Regions from separate parts of the Homo sapiens genome. Here all the other regions are linked to region 2. Evidence: chromatin contacts called from ENCODE Hi-C or POLR2A ChIA-PET data. All regions are on one chromosome and are shown on one strand. Each heading gives the region's core, a stretch centred on a gene start or an enhancer-like site at or near the end of the contact. The rest is flanking DNA. Distances are from core to core; before and after follow the strand shown. Region 1 overlaps TULP4 (TUB like protein 4). Region 2 has its middle 42 kb from the start of TMEM181. Region 3 holds the start of TMEM181 (transmembrane protein 181).

Region 1 (2,700 bases), core at 31-2,530, 43 kb after region 2:
AGGCAAATAGGAAGAGAAACAGGCTGTTTACACAGCATATAAATAAATGATCTGCGGGGTTCATCACAGCAGAAGAGAGCCCACAGGTAATTAGGCAGGTAGCATGGTTGGATGAACACGGAACACAGTCGCTGGCACATCTCGAAGGCGAGGGAGGATGGTGTGACTCCAAACCAGGTAGCGCATTCGCTCGGACGACTTGGAATTCTCAGCCAAGCAGGAGTGAGAAGACGCGAAAGATTAAAGGATGGAACATTAGAACCTGGGAGAAAAAGGGCTGAAATTATTTAGCCTGGAGAAGTGAGGTCTGCAGGGTCTCAAAGGAATAATTATTATCTAGGGCAACGTTACCAGGAAATCCCCTCTTCTAAGAATGGGACAAGAACACCAACACAGGAATTTACATTAAATTAATTAGGGTGCAGCACTCATTTACTTGCCCAAGTAAGTGAAAACTTACTCTGGGAGAGGGCAGGGCACGGACACATTGATTTAATTTAATTTAGTTTGTGTAGCATATAGTCCATGTAAGATGATAAAGCAGCAAAATAAACGCTGGTACCTTTGCCATAATAATTTTAAGGCTGTGCTAGAAAAACGGGGAAGGAGTGACAGATAACAAGAACTGCCCCTCTTGTCTGAAGATTCTGAGTCATCACTGACCTGGGGAAATGAATGACTGTGATGACTGTTTGGTCAGAAGTGAGGCAGCAGGGTATGACTTCTCAGGACCCCTGTAAGTCCACAGAAAGTCCCTAACAGGTCATCTTACTTTTTAAAAGTCACATTTCTGCTGGTGTTAATTTTTCCCTGGCTGTTTACTGGTATTCCAGCCTATAAAGCCCTCGCTACAAATGTTCTGTAGTTTTGGCAAGAACAAGAGTCAAATGGCGCTAACTGCATGTGGCCACAGACACGGGGCGGGGCGTTCACTAACGCTAGTCCTGATTTTGCCACCTCACAGTCATCAATTTCCATCACTCTGTCCTCTAGGTTCATGGGTGATGGCAGAACATGAACACACTGTCTGCAGGCCCACAGACCTCACCCATGCTGAAGGTACCTCCTCCCTAAGAACCTCCGCCTACTAGGCTGAGCCGCAGCAGAACAGCACAGCTCTTCAAAGCTCCCAGATTCACGTTGTGTTTGAACAGCTGCTGTCTGCTAGGGAAAAACTCAATTGTAAGTTTGCGGTCTTAATCTCTTTCTCAAATCCCATAAAACGACTATTTTTAGAACTGATGGCTAGAACTGTGAAGCAGATGACATTCAAATCTTAATTTGCATAGGGAGGTTCACATATTTTACACGTCTAAATCTGAGGCAAAAGTGCAAGAAACTGAGCTGCATTTCAGGGAGTGTGGGTCTGGTGGAACAGGGAGAACCACTGCTCAGCTGGAAAGGACAAACTCTAGGCCACAGTGCTGGAGGCGAGTGGCCCATGGAGGGGCAGGCTTCTCCTCTGGCTTCTCCCCCTCAATGCTGAGGCTGAGCCCCGGAAAGGAAAAGATGCGGGCCAGCCCTGCCTCACCTCCCACCAGGGAGTGTGGCAATCAAGGCCTGGTGCCCGTTCCTTACTCTGCCACCTCTCCTCCTGCTAGTACACAAGACATGCCATGCGTCCAGCCAATCATTTTTTTATCTACTGAGCTGTTAGTCATTAGATAAATATTTGCTAAATGTATACAAATGGACAGATCCATGCTAGTTATAAGGGGACTGACAATGAATCAAATACATTCTCTGCCCTTGTAGAGCTTACATCCTGGCGTGGCAGGGAGAGAATAAATACAGGTGAAGTATCCTTAATCTGAAAATCTGAAACCCAAAATGCTCCAAAATCTGACTTTTGGAGTGCCAACAAGATGCTCAAAGGAAATATTCATTGGAGTATTTCGAATTTTCAGATTTGGGATGCTCACCTGATACAATGCAAATATTCTGAAATTAAAAAGAAATCTGAAATCCACAACAATTCTGGTCCTAAGCATTTCAGATAAGGAGTACTCAACCTGTATCTCAGTATCTGTGACAGGAACTACCTGATAACGTGAGGTAGTGAAATTCCGTGAAGTAAAAAACAGTGTTGAGCGAGAGCCAGAGCAACAGCAAGGGGGTCTTTTTGAAGAGAGGGAGCAGGGAGGCTGCCCTGGAGGTGGTTTGAGCAGAGGCCTGGCTGAGAGGAGAAATCTATTTAATTGGAATTGAAAGCTTCCTCACTATATTACTATTTTTGTATATAGCAGTGAGTTGGATAGAGTCTTCTGAAAATGTAGGAGGAACAAAAACCAACTATACTGGTCCTGGACAGGGAAAACCAGGCAGTGCCAGCACAGGGTTTCTGGATGACTGAGGGAGGCCTTGGGCTGAGGACTGGCTACCCGGCCACCGAGGAGGCAGATTCCTGGGACAGTCGGAGGCTCTCCAGCCTCCCTCTCCACCCTTTGTTTGTTCTTTCTGTAGCTCTCCCTAAGAAGGATGGGGGATCTGTCTTGAAGAAAATGCACCTAGTAGGATGAAATGTTTTATGTCTGTACAAACATGTGCAAAATAGTTCACTTTAAAACAGAAGAAGGGCAAGGTGCAATGGCTCATGCCTATAATCCCAGCACTTTGGGAGGCTGAGGCAGGAAGATTGCTTGAGGCAAGGAATTCAAGACCAGCTTGGGCAACATAGCAAGACCCTGTCTCTACAAAACA
Region 2 (2,700 bases), core at 168-2,667:
TAGCTACCCATCTCCTCCAGGCATCGCAGTGATTGGCATGCATTAGACACTCCATAAATATTTGCTGATTAATGAAAGAACCACCAAAAAAAATCTGTGTCCTGAAATCTCTAGCTGAGTGCCTCAGCCTGCCTAGACTCAGCAATGCTGTGTAGCCCTCCAATCAGAGTCTGGGCTTATGCTGCCCCCCAGCACACACCACACACAGCCGGGAGGTGCTGCAGGCGGCTCTCCCTGCCTCGTGACAGCTGAGGGTGACATTTCCAGGAATCTTGAGAGCCAATTTTTAAATACAGTCATTATATAAAATTAAATTGCTACTTAAGGCACATCTCTTTCCAACTCCTCCTTCAGTGAGTCTGGTGGGAATATTTATACCATGGAAATCAGCAAAAGCCACAAATCAGGGTTGATTTCATTTCATTGTTTTAGTCTAGGCTCTAGACTTAAGAATGTGATGAAGGCAGTGTTCATAATGCAATTTAAATTAAAAATGTGTCATATCTGCACCATCACATTGTAAACAGCACAAAAGAATCGAGATCTGATCTTCAAAAACTATTATCCCATTTAGCAAAGAAATGGCTTATGTCATTAATGTATGAGTAAAGTTCTAACATATGTTTATGGTGTTTCACTGAAGACACATTTTCGTTGTTTCACTTTTGTCTTGCTCAAAAATGTAAATGAAAATAACCAACATTCATGTTGAGGCTACATTTGTTTACCAATTACAATCTTAGGTTGGCTGCAAGACAAACATTTGGCAAAAATCAACAAAAGCATTAGCTATTAAGTCTGGCTATATGGAGTTATAAGAAAAATATTGTGTATTTTGTTATTGTAATTGTGTACTACACATCCTATATAGCAATACAATTTATAATGCTCATGTAAGGTATATTTATTCATTCCAAGTTTGTGTGTTTCTGGAGAGCTGGTTGTTAGCTATTTACCAACACACCACTCCACTTGTTTGCCAATTTATAACCTTCAGCTGAAAGTATTGTTCTCCTGAAGAGGGCACCAGAGGGGACGGAGCCCAAACAACAGAGAGCACTGCACGGGGAATTGGGGAGATGCTGTTTACCCAGCAGCAAGGACCTGGCAGGCTGGATAGTTTCAGTGTGAACACGAAGAAGGCTGAGTGCTGATCAGGGTGCCGTTTACATTTTATACTCACCACCTTCTATTGCGAGGCTCACTGGCACTGGTTTTGTTTATTTCCATAAACATACAATAAAATGATCCTCCAGATCATCTTCGGGAACCTGGACAAAGTCTGGACAAAATGAACCCATCTTCGGAGTATCATCTCCCTCATGGGAAGGTGACTGCAAAGGAGAAAGGAAGTTAAAAGCAAAGGTCGGGGCAGGCGCAGCCGCGCAGCCTCACCCGGGCTCGTCTGTGACTCATTTCCCTGGAGGGGAGGCTTCTATCTGAGGTGCTGGCTTCTGCTCCCTGGGGAGCCGGCGCTTGTTCTCTGTGGTTCAGGATGCTTCAAGGAGCGATTCTCAAAGAGGGGCTGCGGCCTCATGGCTCTGAGATTTGCTCCTGACTCTTTTTCAACACACACTGCCTGGATGAGAGGAAAGTCACTTACGATTTTCTATCTGAGATTTCCCCATCTTTTAACTGGGACCAAACCTTTGCAGGGGAGGAAACATTTCTTTTCCTCATCCATCACTAGGGTCATGACCAGGGCCCCCATTAACAAGAGAAAACCATACAAATTTTATTTAATACAGCCATGCACCTCATAAAGATGCTTCAGTCAACAACAGACTGAATATGCAATGGTGATCCCGTATGACTATAACACTGGATTTTAGTTGTCCCTTTTCTATGTTTAGATACAAAAATACCTCCCATTGTGTTTCAGTTGCCTGCAGTGTTCAACACAGTGACATGCTGTGCGGGTTTGCAGTCCGGAAGCAATCAGCGGCCCCACAGAGACCAAGTGTGCCGCAGGTCATGCCTCTAGGTCTGTGTAAGTGCACTCTGTGAGGTTCCCACAGTGACAAAACAGCCTAGTGACACATTTCTCAGGACATCTCTCATTGTTAAGTGATGCAAGTTTTACATGACATGGGAACCTTCAGAAATGAGGACCCAAAGACACAGACACCTGTTTTTTTGTTTGTCTGTTTTGAGATGGAGTCTCACTCTGTTGCCCAGGCTGGAGTGCAGTGGGACGATCTCAGCTCACTGCAACCTCTGCCTCCCGGGTTCCAGCGATTCTCCTGCCTCAGCCTCCTGAGTAGCTGGGATTACAGCTAATTTTTGTATTTTTAGTAGAGATGGGGTTTCACCATGTTGGCCAGGCTGGTGTCAAACTCCTGACCTCAAGTGATCCGCCCACCTCGGCCTCCCAAAGTGCTGGGATTTCAGGCGTGAGCCACTGTGTCTGGCCGACACCTGTGTATTTTTACGCTGCTAAGTCTGATGAAGAAGTCGACAGGTGTGAGGGACAGTGGGACAAAGGGGTGTGATCCCTTGGGAATAAGCTGGGGGACTCCGCAGTGCCCGTTTGTGCAGGTTCTTCTCTGTACCCCTGTGTCTTCAGAGATGGAGACATTCCTCTCCTCTGGGGGCAGGGAGGGCACCTGTGGAACAAGGGTCTTGGGCCTGCTGCAGGGGCCAGGGGATGTGGGGAAGGTGAGAGTGAACTTCCTGCTTCTGCTGTTTTCTCAAATGCCA
Region 3 (2,700 bases), core at 145-2,644, 42 kb before region 2:
CTGCTACAAGGCCACAGTTCCACAAGACACCGTTCCAAGCAGTATTATTTACATAGGCCGCACAAGAATCTTGCCCTCTGGAGTTGTGCAGAGGCAATACTGCTAACCTACCTCCACTTGGCTTTTAAAATCTTTAAAACATCCACATAGGTCTGATATTTGATGCCATTCCAGTTTCCCAAGAGGTGCTAAAGCAACATACCAAAGTCAGAAACTTCTAAGGAAGCAGAAGGAAAAACAGATCTCTCTGTCACAGGCACTTGCGCTGAGGCAACAGGCCTGGGTGTCACTTCTCTGACCACGTCCACAGCCAGAGAAATCAGCAAAGATCCAAAGCAAAACCCTTCTGCCTCAAAAACCGCATATAAGCCAAGAAGCGCGCCCAGGCCCCTCGGAGGCTGCCTTCAGTGCAGGGAGCCGGCCCTGGAAGCCTCCTGCGCCAGGCGCGGCTGCACATATGGGCCACTCCTTCTCCCGGACTTTCTGCAACTCCACGCGGCGCTAACCCTCTGGTTAACTCCGTCTCCTTCTTTTCCAGATGCGCCCAGGGGGACACCTAGGCGACTGCTGGGTCAAAAGCAAGCTTTAGGGATGGCGTCCACGAGACCCCAAACAGGTTTTTCCTCATTAAAAACCCTGGACTTCAAAGAGGTAAAGAAAAAAAAAAAAGCCCAAAGTCAGCAGATCGTAAAACGCATAAAACTCATATAACTCGACACCCCGAGTCCAAAGGGGCTGTTGCGGCAGGCTCCCCGGTGCCCACGTCACCAATCGCCTCTGAGAGCCTCGCACCCGGCGCTGGGCGAGACCGCAGGGCAGCGCGGGGCGCTCTCGATACCGAGGGGACGACGGGGCGGGGCCTTTCCGGCAGGAGAGGCTGCCCGGGAGGCGGCGGGACTCCGTGCGGGCGGCCACCCTACGCCGGGGAAGGGCCGCAGCGCCCCCGGTTCTCTCGGCCCCCCGGTGAGCGCTGTGGCTCGCAGCCCCGTCCCGGAACCCCGACCGCATCCCGGTCTCTAACCGCGGCCGGGCGGGCAGGCAGGAGGGAGCCCCGGCCCCGGTCTACTCTCGCCCCGCGCAAACACCTCCGCCTGACCCGCCCGCGAAGCCCCCTTCAGCGCCCTTTTCCCTGCCCCCAGTTCCACGTGGGCGCCAGGGACCCTGCGGCACGGCGCCGGGAGCCAGGGATCCCCAACTTTCGGCCGGAGTGTCCGGAGAGCCAGCCAGCCCGCCCGCTCGGCCGGGGACTCACGGCTCCATCTCGGCGCCCAGAGCCCTCGGCCCCGGCCCGCGCGTCCCGAGCCCGCCAGGCGCCGCGCAGCAGCCTCGGCAGCGGCAGCCGCAGCCGGAGCCGGAGCGACAGCGGCTGAGCAGCGGCCGGCCGCGGAAAACTCATCAGAGCGCGACGCCGAGATCACGTGCGCGGAAGCGACTCTCACGGCGGAAGAGGGCGCGGCGCGGTGGAAGCGGGGCCGCGGGCGCGCGGCGAGGGGGGTGGCCCTCCTTCGTGGCCCCGTGCCGGGGCGGAGCCCCACGGCCGGGAGCACCCAGGCTAGCCCTGAGCTGGGGCTCAAGACAGAAGGAATGAGTGAATGAATGACTTAGTTTACCTCTTGTCCCTAGGGCAGGTAAACAGCGCATTCATTCACTCCTACTTCCCGAGTGTCGGGGCGTAAGGATGGGCCTCGGGAGTCCACGAATGCCCTGCAGTTGTCTGGAAAACACTATGGGTGTCTGCATTTTTCTAGGGAGAGGAGCTATAGCTGTATATTCATTCCCTAAGGGTCTTGTGACCCCAAAAAAGGTTAAAAGCCAGGACAAACTTCTGCCACCCCGAATGATGACAGGAACCTTCCGGGCTCTTTCTGGTAGCTTCTCCCGCAAGCCGCTTCTAGACTGCAGCTAGACCAGTGGACCAAAAGCACTTTCCTGATTTCGCATCTTGGCTCAGTGTTCCCCATTTCTGTAATCAAGAATGGATGAGAACCAAGGTTTGGCTATTTCTGAGATTCTCTTTGGAGCATTACTCAAAATGTCCCGTGTTCCCGTGTGCTGTGGGTTTAAAGTCGGTCTGCATGAGTTAAATAAAGGACTTCCAAGCTTCCTTTGCAATGTATCCTCATTCATTCACTAAACTGTAAACAGGCTTACTATTGGCAGAAAAGTGTGGACATGAATAAGGAACAGTTCCTGCCCTCAGTGAAATTACAGGCAAAGAAAATTACCAACAGTAAGTTAGGTAGCCTTAGCTCAGGGTGCTACAGTGAGGAAGGGTGCCTAACTCGCCTTGGGGGAGTGGAGAAGGTAGGGGACAGAATGCAGAGTTTGGGCTGAATCTGGAGGGTGAGGTGGATATTAGGAAGAGGGGGGTTAAAAGGGGGAGATACCAAGCAAAGCACACCCTAAGCCAGGACACCAAGGAATAGTTACACAAAATCTCATTAGTGCTCTGAATCCTAAACCGCAACTCTTCAAGGAATAACAAAAGATTATTTCTTAAGTTCTTTTCATACATAAGCAGAGGGAAAGGGTTCTTCATAGCAACAAGACCGGAGAACAGAAACTGGGTACCTGCAGGGACAGACTGTTCACAGGGACGTGGGGCGCGGGAAGGGGTGAGTCGGAGGGAGTTCTATGAGCTAGAGCAGGGGTCCCCAACCCCGGAGCCTGTTAAATTACAGACGTGAGCCACCGCAACCA

What was found. Hi-C counts contacts between places; a loop is a spot of excess contacts on that map. ChIA-PET counts read pairs that join two places held with the same protein, here RNA polymerase II (POLR2A). Pooled maps may share reads with other maps.
Region 1: a loop to region 2 is called in a map of GM12878, with 5 times the contacts of the local background. The contact joins two enhancer-like sites. A Hi-C loop is called at or near these places in 1 of 168 maps with a recorded cell type or tissue (GM12878), 22 of 37 single-sample maps with no recorded cell type and 7 of 50 pooled maps. POLR2A ChIA-PET finds 5 or more read pairs at or near these places in 4 of 52 experiments (BJ, GM12878, activated naive CD4-positive, alpha-beta T cell and 1 more).
Region 3: a map of GM12878 shows a loop between it and region 2 (2.0-fold over the local background). The contact joins the promoter of TMEM181 here to the enhancer-like site in region 2. A Hi-C loop is called at or near these places in 7 of 168 maps with a recorded cell type or tissue (CD4-positive, alpha-beta memory T cell, GM12878, HepG2 and 3 more), 18 of 37 single-sample maps with no recorded cell type and 14 of 50 pooled maps. POLR2A ChIA-PET finds 5 or more read pairs at or near these places in 14 of 52 experiments (CD4-positive, alpha-beta memory T cell, H1, HEK293 and 9 more).

Annotation. Positions count from the first base shown.
Region 1 is chr6:158,473,996-158,476,695 of GRCh38, reverse strand. All of the region lies in intron 6 of TULP4 (TUB like protein 4), which reads right to left. Among named protein-coding and RNA genes, the nearest start is that of TMEM181, 85 kb to the left of the region's middle. RefSeq lists enhancers at 767-846, 867-946, 1,267-1,316, 1,364-1,936. Within about 2 kb of position 1,280, at least 8 of the 41 ENCODE cell types and tissues checked have a DNase peak (open chromatin) inside an H3K27ac peak, as active enhancers do; they include GM12878, where a contact is called at or near this core.
Region 2 is chr6:158,517,053-158,519,752 of GRCh38, reverse strand. No RefSeq gene overlaps it. Among named protein-coding and RNA genes, the nearest start is that of TMEM181, 42 kb to the left of the region's middle. Within about 2 kb of position 1,417, at least 11 of the 41 ENCODE cell types and tissues checked have a DNase peak (open chromatin) inside an H3K27ac peak, as active enhancers do; they include GM12878, where a contact is called at or near this core.
Region 3 is chr6:158,558,785-158,561,484 of GRCh38, reverse strand. It overlaps TMEM181 (transmembrane protein 181), which reads right to left and starts at 1,394. Exons shown (of 17, transcript NM_001376852.1): 1 at 1,253-1,394. The coding sequence starts at 1,260. RefSeq lists an enhancer at 1-364 and a silencer at 784-1,703.